Linked DNA regions of Homo sapiens: region 1 is linked to region 2. A link is a contact called in ENCODE POLR2A ChIA-PET data. All regions are on one chromosome and are shown on one strand. Each heading gives the region's core, a stretch centred on a gene start or an enhancer-like site at or near the end of the contact. The rest is flanking DNA. Distances are from core to core; before and after follow the strand shown. Region 1 overlaps ATP6V1A (ATPase H+ transporting V1 subunit A). Region 2 overlaps BOC (BOC cell adhesion associated, oncogene regulated).

Region 1 (7,830 bases), core at 1,836-4,335, 510 kb after region 2:
ATAGCGACTTTGGTTTTTATAAGTGTATTCATTTATATTTAGTATATACATATTATGTATATACTATATATAGAGTAAATATTTGTAGTATATAAAGTACGCAATGTGTGTGTATGTATATATAAAGACAGCTGAAGTGGTTGTGTATCTTCGTAGTAACATATTTATTTTTACCTGAAACTACTGAAGTGATCTTTAGAATAATGATTTATTTACATTTGAAACTCCTCTTTCTGTATATTTCTTTGTAGTTAGCTCTAGTTAATAAATTTACAACTGTGATTAGCTGTTTTTAAAAATTAATGGTATATCATAAGTATTTTCAGATTTAAATTTTAGAAGGAAACACTTTCTTATATCTTAAGGTTTTAAAAATCACTATTATTTTTGGTATTATTATGACTAACAACAAAAATTTCAGTTTTGGATCTTAATGCTATCTGTTGAAACTGTTCTCTTGGTAAGCCTTTAAAAAAATTTTATCTGCAACATGCCACATTTTGTTTCTTTTCTGAAAAATAATTAAGCTTATTTCACTGAAAATAAAATGGGTGGTATATGATATGATATAGAAGAGTTTCAGATGTGCTTGAGCAATGAAAAGCAACCAGACTTTATAAGTTTTTAGTTCTTAGTTTAATTTTTTTAATGTTTAAAGGTACAATAGAGAAGACTAATTGAATTGGAAAATACCTTTAAAATTGAAAAAAGAGCATATGTATAATAATAATAGTATATACATATGGAAAAAGTTGTAAGGAAATGCATCAAAATAAGTAATTATCTCTAGATTGATGCATTAAAGAAAAAATTAAAATTTATTACTATACCTTCTGTATATTTGAATTCATAATGTCAGTAGGCATTGCAAAATATTTCTTAATTTGATATGGAAAATTAAGGCACCTAAATAATTCTTTCATCTTAACTACTTGGATATCTTAAGTGAAAATGTTTTGTCTCATCCAGGTAGCTGAGTAAGTTATTTAATTTTATAGGTGTGTAAATATATTTTTAATTTTAAGTATATAAGTGCAGCAGAATTTTAAAAAGCAGAGTAAATCTCAGTATATAAGATAATTTACCACATTTCAAAGGGATAATTCAATCCAATGGTGAAAAAGGGCACATATATATCATAAATGTTAACTGATACAACTTGCTCATCTAGAAGAAAATATAATTGATCCAATACATTGCAACAGATGCAAAAACTGATTTCAGATGGATTAGAGGCTTAAATGTAAACAATAAAATATTTAAGATATTAATCTCCTAAATTTCCTTTATACAAACAATCCAGATGTAGTTTTTTAAACCAAGATAGGAAACCTAAAAGTCATAAAAGTATGGATAGACACATGAGACTGCATGGAAACGAAGGATTCTTTAGTGGCAAAAATAAAGGACCAAAGACAAAATCAGGCGGAAAAAAAGGCTTGAGATATATGTAACAGATGAGTTAACCATTGAAAGAACTCTTTCCAATTAAGAAAAAGTTCACCCAGTAAAAATATGGATAAAACATGTCACCAGAAGTTCACAGAAGAGAAATCCAAACATTCAACAAACAGTAAAGGATGTGTAACCTTACTAGTAATCAATATACTAACAATGAAATATTATTTCTCTGACAAGCAAAAATTAAGTGGTAAACCTACTGCTAGCAGGGATATGTGGAGAAGGATTATCTCATAAAATGCTAGCGGAGATGTGAAGTGTTAGAGTTTTTCCTAGTAAACAATCAAGCAACATCAGTTAATACTGAGAATACATGTATTTTCCACCCATCAGTCTAACTCCATGTAATCTTTTCCTTAGAAATAAAAGCACCAGTAAGAGTTTACAGGAGTGTTAGCTGCAACAGTGTTTCAATTTTCAATGTTAGTAGTGGCAAAAAACGTGGAAACAAAGGGAATGCCTGTTAATAGGGGTATTGTTATGTAAATTATGGCCGAGGCATTTTATGGAATGTTGTGAAGTGATTAAATGGTAGGAGTTAAATCTACTGGTGATTAGAAAGGATTTCCAAGTACATTCTGAAAGGATTTCTATCATGTGTCTTTTTTTTTTTTTTTTTCCTGAGACAGGATCTTGCTCTGTTACCCAGATTGGAGTGTACTGGTGCTGTCTTGGCTCACTGCAACTTCCTCCTCTTAGGTTTAAGCTATCCTCCCGCCTCAGCCTCCAGAGTAGCTGGGGCTACAGGTGTGCACCACCACACCTGGCTAATTTTTTGTATATTTGGTAGAGACGGGGTTTCACCTTATTGCCCAGGCCATCATGTATCTTAAGAAAAAAAAATACAAAGTACAGAGAAACATTTGTAATGATAACTCATTTTTTATAAAACCAGTTGAAAAACACCATGAGTTTTGTATATTTTTACCTGGTTGTCACCGTTGGAAAGAGGAAATAAGCAGAAAAGGAAAGAGACAGAATATCCATAGTAACATATTTATATAAAACTACATGTTTGTACATGTCTGTGTATATGATGGATTATGGGAAACAATGGGCACTAAGATGATTTACTTTCTTCCTTACACTTTACATTATATGTTTTTATTTTTACAGTGGACATGAAGTGTTTCTGTAATTAGGAAAAACAGGCTGGGCATGGTGGCTCACGCCTGTAATCCCAGCACTTTGGGAGGCTGAGGCAGGTAGATCGCTTGAGCCCGGTGTTGGAGACCATCCTGGGCAACATGGCAAGACCCCCCTCTACCAGTAAAAACTAAAAATTAAAAAAATTATTTGGGCACGATGGCATGCACCTGTAGTCCCAGCTACTCAAGAGGCTGAGGTGGGAGGATCACTTGATCCCGGGGCATTCAAGGTTTCAGTGAACTGCGAATGTGCCACTGCACTCCAGCCTGGGCGTCAGAGCGACACCCTGTCTCAAAAGTAAGAAAAAAAAAAAGAAAAGAAAAATGTACCAAAAAATGATAGGGACTACTAGATAGGATTACAAATTTGGCATGTTATTTTTGGTATGGATAGTCAGTGCTATCGACACGCTTTCTGCCTTAGAGTGTAGAGCACATTGCACAAGTGTGGGATCTGTCACCTGACTTAATCATATGACAGAATCATAAGAAAAGTCCCTATTTGGGTTTTGGCATATAAACTGGATTACAAGATTAACTTGCCTTAAGAAAACTTTAAACAAGAACTTCTTTAAAGAAGCAAAATAAAAAGTACTTATAATTGTTTAATACTTGATTTCTGTCCTTTTAAAAGTATCTCCGTAGAATACATCATTCAAAGCCTAGACAGAAAATAGCAGATGCTTTAGAGTTGGATTTGTTGCATACTTAAAGTAGCTGTATTTTTTTCTCACATTGGTATTACTTCCCCTTTTCATTACCAGTTTTATTAATTGCATATATGTGCTTTAATGTAAGCTGTCCAAAGTTTTTTTTACAAGAGTTGGGATATATGTAAATAAAAATAATTTTAGAGTAGTATTAATATAACAAAGAGATGAAGGAAACCAGACTGTGTGAGTCAAATCCTGGCTCTGCTTCCTAGTGGTGTGACTTTGGAGGAGTTACTTGTGTCTTTTTGCATTGCATTTTTCTCAACTTTAAAATAAGGATAATAAGAGTATTTAACTTCATTGGATGTTGTGAATAATAGAAGCGATTGGAATAATAACTAGCACATAAGGACCGTATATATATTTGCCAGCTGGGTGCAGTGGCTCACACCTGTAATCCCAGCACTTTGGGAGGCCGATGCAGGCGGATTGCTTGAGCCCAGGAATTGAAGGGCAACATGGCAAAACCATGTCTGTACAAAAAAAAAAAAAAAAAAAATTAGCCAGGCGTGGTGGCACACACATCTAGTTCCCGCTATTCGGGAGGCTGAGGTGGGAGGATTGCTTGAGCCTGGGAGGCAGAGGTTGCAGTGAGCTGAGATCGTGCCACTGCAGACCCTGGGTGACAGAGCCAGACCCTGTCTCAGAAAAATATATATGTAATAATAATATGTGCTATTATTTGCTCAGTCAATTAGGTGCAATATATAATAGTTTTACTTGGCTCAGTTGTTTTAACATTCATTTACTCATCCAACAATATTTTTAATTCAGTTGAATGGGTAATACATGTACAAATATGGTAAAATTTATATATTCATACAAGTGTGTTTTCTCTCCCCTCATCCTTATTCTTTTCTTCCCCCATATATTTATCCACAAATGGTAGCACCTCTTCGTATTATTCTGGACCTTACATTTTTCGCTTGAGTATTACGTTGGAGATCTTTTCACATTGATACAGTTAAAACTGCCTCATTCTTTTTAATGATAGTTTAGTATTCAATTGTATTAATATACCCTCATCATCATATGTAACATTTATTGAGAGCTTACTCCTGATCCAAATGCTTTCTTAATACTTTAGTTTTATTAACTCATGGAAGCCTCATAACAACCTATGAGATAGGCACTATTTTTCTATATTTAACAAATGAGGAAAACTAGGCACGGGATGATTAAATGTCCAACAGTCACACAGTTTATAAGTGGTAGGGCTCAGGATTAGAGCCCAGGGAGTCACTTTCCAGAGATTGCTGCCATAATACCGCTAAACATGTAGCCTGTCATAGTATTACAAGGTATTTAACCAGCCTCCATATTAATGGACATTCCAATCTTTTGCTTAAGAAACAGTGCTATAGTTAATATTTTGTTAATAGAACATTTTGTACATCTACAATAAATTCCTAGAAATGGACTAGCCATGTCAAAGGTAAGTACAATTTGAATTTTGGTGGGCACTGCCAAATTGCTCTCCAATTTAGGGATGTTCAGAAGTTCACCTTTGTCCTTAGTAATTTGCCAAAATCTGCCATTTAGCTTGGGTCTTTGGAAGGTGTGCTTTTAACATTTCTAGCATCCCTGAATTGTGTGTGATCTACCATCATGTAATAGCTTAAGTTACTATCATATGGAATTAATGTAACAATGTCAGTATGAGAGGTGTGACCTTTGGACTTACTACTTTCAAATAACAGTAAGTATTTTAGATATAACTTGAAATACTCCTTAATGTGATTTATACATTGAAATTCTATCAATCGAAGTTTGAATAGATATTGTTGAAAAAGTAAAATGCTGTAATTGTTAATAATTGTGAAGTTGCTGATTTTATGTACCAAAGCAATTATGTAAGAGTGTTCAAATAGTTAAATAGTGAATCAGATTGCATTTGAACATTAAGAGTGTGGTAGCTAGCTAAATAGAGGAATAGCTGGGTCCTTTCTTGTGAAAAGTGAGTTTTTGATAATCCGTGAGTCCTAGTCGTAGGTAATGCAAAATGAGGTAGCGAGGAGCTTTATTTAGATGAGTTATAAAATCCACAAATTATTTTGAATATAACACACTTGGTTTCAGTGCCCAATATTTCACTTGTTCAAGAAAGGAAAAAGTATCTCTATGAATCTAAGAAGCAGATTGACTGACACCAAACTCTTCAATGTGATCCAAAATAGACACTTAAAATACAGAATCTTCTCAGGTCCCAACGTAGTATACCTGCAGTGCCTGAATATGGCCCTGTAGTACCTGCTTATTGTACAGTGGGGCGTGTGTGTGTGTTTTAAATATCACCTCATTCTCCCTAAGGTACTCTACTGGGTATAGGGACAGCTTGGAAAGTAGCTGTAAATAGAGATAAACAGGCTGTCAGAAACAGTTATTTATTGTGAGCTAATTCTACCTCAGAGTAGTATAAAGCAACAGAAAATAACTTTCCCTATACCTCCACCCTCCAAATGAGCCATTGAGCCATATCAACTTTGATGTCCAAATTATTAGAGCTTAATCTGAGTCTTGGACAACAAACCCTTCTATGCCTCATGGCACGAAAGTGTGTTCAAGATGGAGTTAATATTTTCCTAAATTCTCATTCAACATATTGTAAGCTGATATGCCATTAGCCCCATTCTGAAAATATAGATGAATAAAGTACTTAAGAGGCATATCTGACTTCTACACTCCTGAGCTATTAAGTGACTGTGGAAATTCCCAGAATTAGTTAAACTTGGCAGGACCAGAGAGTGCCCACACAGCCTTATCCAGAGCCACATATATTTATTCTAAATAGACAGACAAAAAACTGGTTTGGCTAAGTTTTCATCTGTTGCCCCTATGCTGTTTCTAGGGTTAAAATTCTCTTAACAAATTTGCATAGGTCAAATAGTCCTTTAGAAATACTATATTAGTTGGCTGGGCCTGGTGGCTCACGCCTGTAATCCCAGCACTTTGGGAGGCCAAGGTGGGTGGATCACGAGGTCAAGAGATTGAGACCATCCTGGCCAACATGGTGAAACCCCATCTCTACTGAAAATACAAAAATTAGCTGGGCGTGGTGGTGTGCACCTGTAGTCCCAGCTACTCAGGAGGCTGAGGGAGGAGAATCACTTGAACCTAGGAGGCAGAGGTTGCAGTGAGCTGAGATCACACCCACTGCACTCCAGCCTGGCGATAGAGTGAGACTCTGTCTCAAAAAAAGAAAAGAAAAGAAATACTCTATTAGTCAACAAATAAAAGCAAAAGTGAACATGTGTCCTGTGGAAGCATGCCTTTATAGGAGTCATGCTGGCAATAACTTGTGCTTTTTAAAAAATAATTTTATTGATATATAATTGACATATCTGCACATAAAGTATACAGTTGGATAAGTTTTAATATATGTATACACACATGAAGCCAGCACTGTAATCAATATAGTGAACATATCCATCACACCCAAGAGAAGTTTCTTTGTTCCTCTTTTTAATCCTGTCCTTCCATACCTCCCCACCTCCTGTCCTTAACCATCCACTGATCTATTTTCTATCATTATAGTTAGTTTGCATTACATGTATCGATGATTCATATTTTCCTTGCTGACTATTATTCCATTTTATGGATATACCATAGTTTGTTTATCCATTCACCCATTGCTGGATATTTGTGCTGTCTTTCCACTTTTTGGCCATTATGAATAAAGGTCCTATGAACATTCATGTAAGTCTTTGGACATAAGCTTTCTCATGGGGAAATACCAAGGAGTAGAATGGCTGAATCATATGGTAAGTGTAATTTTAACTTTCTAAGAAACTGCCAAACTGTTTTCCAAAGTGGTTGTACCATTTTACAGTTCTACTAGCAATATGTGAGTGTGTTAGTTGTTCTACATCCTTACCAACACTTCCTTTGTCAGTCTTTTAAACTTTTAGCCATTCTGATAGCTGTGGAATGGCATTTCATTGTGGTTTTAACTTGCATTTTCCTAGTGACTAATGAGCTTAAGCATCTTTTCATGTACTTTGCCATCTATCTTCCTTGGTTAAGTGAATGTTCAAATCTTTTGCCTGTTTTAATTGAGTTTTCCTATTATTGAGTTTTGATCTTTGTAGATTCTGGATATAAGTTCTTTGTCAGGTTTATGTCTGTAAATATTTTCTCCCAGTCTTTACCTTGTCTTTTTGTTCTAACAATGTTTTTTGATGAGCAGAGATTTGAAGTCCAGTTTACCATTTTATTCTTTTGTGGATTGTGCTTTTAGCGTTATGTCAAATCCAAGGTCACAAAGGAAGTTTTATAGTTTTAGGTTTTACATTTAGGTCTACCATCCATTTTTAGATTTTTCTATATAGTTACGGGTTTTTTTTTTTTTTTGCATTTTATGTATACGTTGGTTCTACCACCACTTGTTGAAAAGACAATATGCTTTCTACACTGAATTGCCTTTGCACTTTTGTCAAAAGCCAGTTGTCCATATATGTGTTGGAGTAGAGCCTTTTTGAGCTAATAAATTTTGTAAAATTTTAAATAAT
Region 2 (6,903 bases), core at 1,534-4,033:
CTAAATTAACTCTCACAAGAGGACAAGTGGCTTAAAGAGATTGCTACAAAGAAACTGGGTTGAAGAGAAGGCTGATAATCCAAGCACATGCAAACAGGAAGAAAACAGCAGAGCTGACCCTTTTCAAGCCACAGGAGGGAGTAAAAACAATGATAATGGAATCACTTCTGATGAGAAGTCAACAAAATAATTAACAGTCAAGCAGACTATTTGAAAGAGATTACACCCATATCATTAGTGATGATACTAATCCTAAATAGGCGTTCTGCCTTAAGGTATTAGCTAATGATATTTTAAGACAATCATGGTTAAGGAGTTATTAAAATATGGTTTCATTTTTACCTACTCTTTTTAACATTTTAGTTCTGCAGTGCATGTGTTTGATTTATAAGTAGAGAAGTATGCACATATTAGGGATGTTTGCCCGGAATATTTCACTCAGGCGGTCGTAGGATTAGGGAAGTTTGGAGACCACTGTTACAGATAAACCCAACTGTTTGGCACACCACCCTCCCCACCCTGCAAACACAAGACTAGCATTCCCACCAAGTCAGTATCACCTTCCTGCTGTGCCCTCATCCCCCTTGCTTGTACATACCTCAAGAGGCCCAGTTTCAAATCCCATTTCCAGAACACCTTCCCTTAAGACCTGAACTGAAAACTTCTGCCTCTGCTCTCATTTGCCACTTCACATTGGTGACTGAACTGATCAGTGAAAGTATTAAAGAATGCTAAAGTTGTTACAGGAGAATAATCACAAAATTTCAGTGGTTTTGTGCAACAAACCTCTTCTCATGTCACATCTTGAGCTAATTGCTTCGATCTTATAGCTGTGCCTTCTGAACCATGTGACATATGGTCACCAGACTGGTGAGGCAAAGATGGAAGCAGCTGTCAATCTCTTAACCGCCATGGCCCAGTAGTGACACGTGAAGTTCACTTACACATGTTCATTGGCCAGCACTAGTCACATGGCCCTAAGCTCACTGCAGAGGAGGCTAGGAAATGAAGAGGAGCTTGTGGATATTTGCTGGGTGCTAGTGAATTTATGTCCCAAATATTGCTTTAAGCTCCTAAGGACTGAATCCATTTTCTAATACTCACAGTACCTTGCATATTGTGTTGTATGTGGTAGAGTATAGCAATATTTTTTTCTTCCCAGTAATATTAATAATTAAAAGCCAAGGCACACATCATTTGTTAACAGAAGACTCATTCACAAAATTTGGATGAGGAATAAGGTAAAATATACTTAGAGGCTGGCTAGAGCATGACTTATACTTAAAAACATCAAACCGTTGTTTTTTTTCTCCCCTATTTGACATCAGAGTGTTCTGGGTAGATGTTCCAGATATTAGTCTAGAACTGTGCTGTCTAATGTGGCAACCACTAGCTCTGTATGGTTATTTAAGTTAAATTTAAAGAAAATTAAAACTTCAGTGTCTTAGTCACATTAGCCACATTTTGAGAACTTCATAGCCCTGAGTGGCTAGTAGCTATCTAGTGCTTTAGACAGCACAAATATAGAATATTTCCATCATTGCAGAAAATTCTACGGAAGGGGCTTATGCAATGAACAGTAGGAGATTTTTATAGATTAGAATGTATGATGAAAGGATAAAAATGATCACACAGAAAGTTACTGTTATAGATAATGATCCAGGTAACATTATTCTTATGTATAAGGAAGTAAATTCAGAAACATTCTAAAATTGGCTTTGAAACCGTTTCTAGCCAGTTGATTAAAGTGGCTCCAGAAACAATTTGCTAGGAGGTAGTGTTAAGATAGTAAAAGGAGCACTGGACTAGGAGTGAGAAGACCTGACTTGTAGCCCAAAGTCTCCCTTCTGAATTAGCTGGGAGACCTTCTACAAATCACTTAGACTCATTCAGCCTTGACACATTATTCATAACACTCAAAACACATTAGGCATTACTCTACGATACTTGTTTATTTTCTCTGAGGTCCCTCCGAATTAAAAAAAATTTTAATTAAAAAAATTTTTTAAATTAGGTCTGTGTGTCAAATACAACTTTTTAAGTAAAAATGACCTTTGTTTTTTGTATATATTTAAAGGTATACAACCTGATGTTTTGATAAGCTTTCTTTCTCTTTTTTTAGAGACAGAGTCTTGCTCTGTTGCCCAGGCTGGAATGCAGTGCAGTGCCTGTCATAGCTCACTACAACCTCAAATTCCTGGGCTGAAGTGATCCTCCTACCTCAGCCTCCTCAGTAAACCTTTCTTTCTTAATTCCTTCTCCTAAGTCTATCTAAACTCACATATTCAGCCCTCTGAAAATTAAATTCACTTATTTCCCCAATATTTGCTTCAATGCCTCTCTTCTGTGCAGGAGTACTACCCTCTTTCTTGAGATAGGGGGCTGCCAACACTTGCACCCCAGACACTTGGCATCACCTTCTAGGAGCAAAGCTTTCCCTGCCTTTAAGACAATTGGGAAAGGTGATTCTTACTCTAGAAAACTGGGAGCATGCAAAATGAAAAGTAACTTGGAGCAGGATTTTTTTCTTTTTCATGTAGCTAGTCCCTCTCTACCAATGGAACAAAAGACTTTGTCAGATCGTATTCTTGCCACTTGAAGAATGTTTTTAAGAAAGTCTCTTTGTGCTATCTGCTACATCACACTCTCTCCTATTCAGCTCACCTTTGTTATTGGTCTTAGGACATCCAAAGGGCATGTTTTGTGTTTTAGATCATAGAAGCTTCCCTTTCTGACAGCTGCCGTGGCATGGGCGTCCAGGGGATGAGCCGACGGCTTTTTGTGGTGTTCTCACTCTTGATCCAGTTAGTCAGCCAGCCCTCTTGGGAGGAAGTGGAGCTGGCCTCCTCCTGATGATGATCGACTCTCAGTTGTTTGTAATTTTCTCAAAAAATAAATACTCTGAGGCTACAGTTTCTCAGGATTGGTCTTAACCCCAGAGTGTGTTTTGTTGTTGTTGTTTTTGGAAAGTTTCAAAAACATCTGTTTGGAAGAGATTATTTCAGTGGAGAACATGTGTGTCAGCAGTTAAATGTTTCAGACCCATTTTCTTTCTTTTTTTGTGTGTGTCCAAATAACCCTTTAAACTGTCAAGTACCTAGGCCTCAATGAGGTGTCAAATGATTTTGATATTTTTTTCTTGATTTCTCTGCTTTGTCTCAGAAAATGACTAAGGAAAATAAGAAGGATCTTAGATATATTTTGCATTGCCAAGAAAAATAATAGGCCTTACTGTTGCCTTCACCCAACTTTGAAATTGTACTTTGTTCATTTCACAATGGGACAACGTTACACTGCAATTAGGTTCTCCAGCTTAAGCGTTACTTGCCTTTTTTCCCGAAACATTAAAATAAAGTTCTCAGGTAACTGAAATCTCTAGAATTATCTTTCTAAACCAAACTCACTAGGTAACTTGGTTCAAAAAGTAACTCACTTTCCCCAGATACTAAATAAAATGCATCATTTTATGTATTTATAATTTTATTTATTTATTTATAATCATCATCCAGTGACCAAGCCCCCCAACCTTCCCCAAACATAGCCATATTTTTTGGTCATAGTTCTGCTTTTACATGAATGAGACCCCACGCATCCTGTTTTGGGGTCCTTAAAATGGTACTTCTTACAACTGTGTTGTGGGGCTTAATGGGTTAACTCCTTTCTCCCTCTCTGGATACCTGCACCTTCTCACTCCCTCTCACTCCCAATTCTTTTCTCCTTGTTGTTTTTGAAAGCAGGATGGTGGCTGGCAGCAGCAACAGGATCTGTTTCCATTTTGAACCTTATAAATTACCGAGGGTGCAGAAGTAACAGGAATTGTTTGGCTGGTCCTCGTTAAGCAGGAGAGGGTCTGGGCTGAATTTCCTCAGTAAAATATTTGTTGCTGTTACAACCCAACACCTCCGTAGCCACCGTGTGTTCAGATAAGAAACAACCCTTCCATTCCTCTTTGTCTGCTTGTCCTCTTTTGCCCTTCATTACTTTATGTTCATTTTCTGTCTCCCTACCTCCCTTCTTCCCTTTCTTCCTCCCTCCCTTCCTTCCCTTCTTGGGGCATGGAAGGAACATTTGCTTTCAATTTCCTTAAGGGCCTGGGGAAATTGGGGCATGACTTGAACAAGCTAGTTCCCTAAAATCCCATAACTGGGAACTCATGCAATGATCTATATAAATACCTTATCTCATTGGGGAAAAGCAAATTAGAGAATTAAAGCAAGTATCTGGAAAATTGAGAGGAAACCAAAAGCTTACTTTTTGGTGTAAACTTTCCCTCTAGAAATCACTGTTAAAATGTCCCACTGTTCTACATCAACTCTGTTTGCTAAACACCCACTGGTTTCAGAGCCCTGATAGGAAAAAAAAAAAAAAAAAGGGAAAAAGGCTACTATTGTGATTAAAAAGCACAGAGTTTGGGAATCAGCCTAAACTGGGTTTCAATCCAGGCCTACTGTTATGTGATCCTGGGCAACTTCACTTCTGGAACTCAATTTTCTCTCCTGTAAAATGGGGATATAGTCGTCACCTTGCAGGGTTGATGAGAAGGTTAAAGGAAATACATTGTGTAAGAGCTTAGCGAGTTCCTGGAGTAGTGGCAGGCACCCCCAGCTTTCCACCACCACAGCCCCTCCCAATTGTACTCACATCCTTTGCAGCTTTCATGAATTTTACTTTGCCAATAATATGACCCTTTGATTTACTGGATTGTTTGAAAAAGAGCAAAAGCTCTCTCTCTACACCAACGGGAAATTATCTTAACTTGCCAGGAAATAACTTTTGAAAAACTTCTTTAAAAATGTTCTTTCAAATCCCTTTTAGAAAACATCCCCTTGTCCTATCCCAGAGTAGTGCTGAAGTCTTGTGAGTCCTCTGATGTCAAAGTCATGAGGCAAAGGGAGAAAATACAAACCATCGGGAAAGAACTCTTGGAAAACATTCTGAGCATCCACAGAATGCTAGGGGCTGGGGTCCTCCATCTGGTTTGGAGGGGTGCTCATTGGGCAGTGTGGATATGGCCCTCCTCACTCCCTCTGCAGCCAGGCAGAAAGCCAAAGGACCACAGGTCTTGGGGAAGGGAAAGGTTTAGGTTAATCCGAAGCACTTCCCAACACAGCAACAGTCCCCTGTGTCAGGCAAGTCGGGTGTCTCCTGTTTCTTACGGCAGTCTCTGCAGGCAGCCTGAACTCTAGGACTGGCCAGCACAACACATCTCTCAGTTGAGAAGCTTAACTACTTCTGAGTTTTAAATGGTGACTGTAAATCTTCGAGAGAGTCTCTGGTTAGGTAGATTGATCTAGAAGAGTTAACATTTTGAATGTATGTCACACTCCTAGAAATATACTATTAATATTGCCACAGGTGAATGATCCACCGTGCAGATCACTGGAATGTTGCCTTCAACGTTATCCGAACTCATTTCAATGCCTCCCTGCCTAATAAGGCTGTTGATACCCCATCCTTATTTGTTAATGTTCTATAAACCCATCAGTGAAAAGCACAGAAGCAAAATCTTTGTTTTGGCTGTGACAGAAGTGTGTGTGTGTGTTAGAATATACACTTGCCCATGTGATTTTGATAAATCTTGTAAGGACCATAGCTTAAGAAAGGCATAAAAAATTGTGCCTTCTGGAACAGGAGATGCTACTGTTCTAGGCAGAGAGGGTGACTGATAGCTGAGGTGTGTTGTCAGATGGCTGGAGGTGCAGTGTGGTCTGAGCCTCAAAGCAATGTTGTTCTGGGTGGAGATACAACTTGGGTAATCAAGAGTGTAGATTTTGTAGAGACGGAAAAGTTCAAAATTTTCTAGCACCGGGAGCAGAGAGAAGTGGGAGCTAGTGAGTGAAGCGAAAACAAGGCTCTGTGCCCTGAGAAAGTGAGGGGTCTTGGCTGGCTTATGACTTTGGGCTGTGTTTGTACCTGTGGGAGTAGATGTTATGGACAAGCTGAGGAGAGCAGGGTGATTGCAGGAATAAAAGGGAGTTTTCAGGGATCTAGGCATAGAGCTGGGGTGAGGAAAATCAGAGCAGGAAATATTTCATGAGTCACTGAGATGCTAGGATTCATTCACTTAGTAGCATTCCCTGCAAGGGCGTTCTGTATGCATCACACACACGGCACTGCTGTCCCACAATAGTCTGCACTAACCACATGGCAGGGCACATGGCTGTGACCAGCTGGCCTTTTGCAAGCAAATGGTAAGAATAATCTCATCTGTTCTAGCATCTGTGCCAGATAGTCACTGTCCTGTGCCATGGATATGGCTGCAGGCCTCAGCCTCTCTGTATCCTCTGCCCCTCCTCCTCGTTGCTGTCCATCCACTGGGCAAGACTCCAGCATTCTTACTACAATAAAATCACCTTCTAGCTAGAGAAAGAGCCCTAGGGGGCAACTTATAAGAAGCTTCTTTTAGATGAGAAATGGCACTATAGTGTTCTTTGGTCTTCCAGCAGCATGACCGGGTCTCTAGTTTGAATGTTGCCAACAGGGAACAAGGGACAAAGCCAAGCCCTGTGGCCACCACAGGTGCACCCCAGGCATCCTCATCATGGCCATTGCTCTCCCTTTCTCTCTTACAACAGAGTGTTGCCAGGGACGGCAGTATCTCTTTGTGTGACCCTGGCGGCTTATGGGACGTTGGCTTCAGACCTTTGTGATACACCATGCTGCGTGGGACGATGACGGCGTGGAGAGGAATGAGGCCTGAGGTCACACTGGCTTGCCTCCTCCTAGCCACAGCAGGCTGCTTTGCTGACTTGAGTGAGTGCTTTCCTTCCCTTTCCCTGCCCTTACAGTCAAATGGAAACATTCCGCATTCTACAATAACTCTTTAAAAAGGCCTTCTTTACCTGGATTTCAAAGAACACTTTATTCCCATTGGCCTTCAGGGACACAAGAACACAAGATGAG

The links. ChIA-PET counts read pairs that join two places held with the same protein, here RNA polymerase II (POLR2A).
Region 1: POLR2A ChIA-PET joins it to region 2 with 13 read pairs in activated T-cell. The contact joins two enhancer-like sites. POLR2A ChIA-PET finds 5 or more read pairs at or near these places in 5 of 52 experiments (A549, PC-9, WTC11 and 2 more).

The regions. Positions count from the first base shown.
Region 1 is chr3:113,751,631-113,759,460 of GRCh38, forward strand. The region is part of intron 1 of ATP6V1A (ATPase H+ transporting V1 subunit A); the gene reads left to right. Among named protein-coding and RNA genes, the nearest start is that of ATP6V1A, 8.5 kb to the left of the region's middle. Within about 2 kb of position 3,086, at least 2 of the 41 ENCODE cell types and tissues checked have a DNase peak (open chromatin) inside an H3K27ac peak, as active enhancers do.
Region 2 is chr3:113,243,147-113,250,049 of GRCh38, forward strand. BOC (BOC cell adhesion associated, oncogene regulated) reads left to right here. Exons shown (of 20, transcript NM_001378074.1): 3 at 6,576-6,753. The coding sequence starts at 6,657. Among named protein-coding and RNA genes, the nearest start is that of BOC, 35 kb to the left of the region's middle. Within about 2 kb of position 2,784, at least 10 of the 41 ENCODE cell types and tissues checked have a DNase peak (open chromatin) inside an H3K27ac peak, as active enhancers do.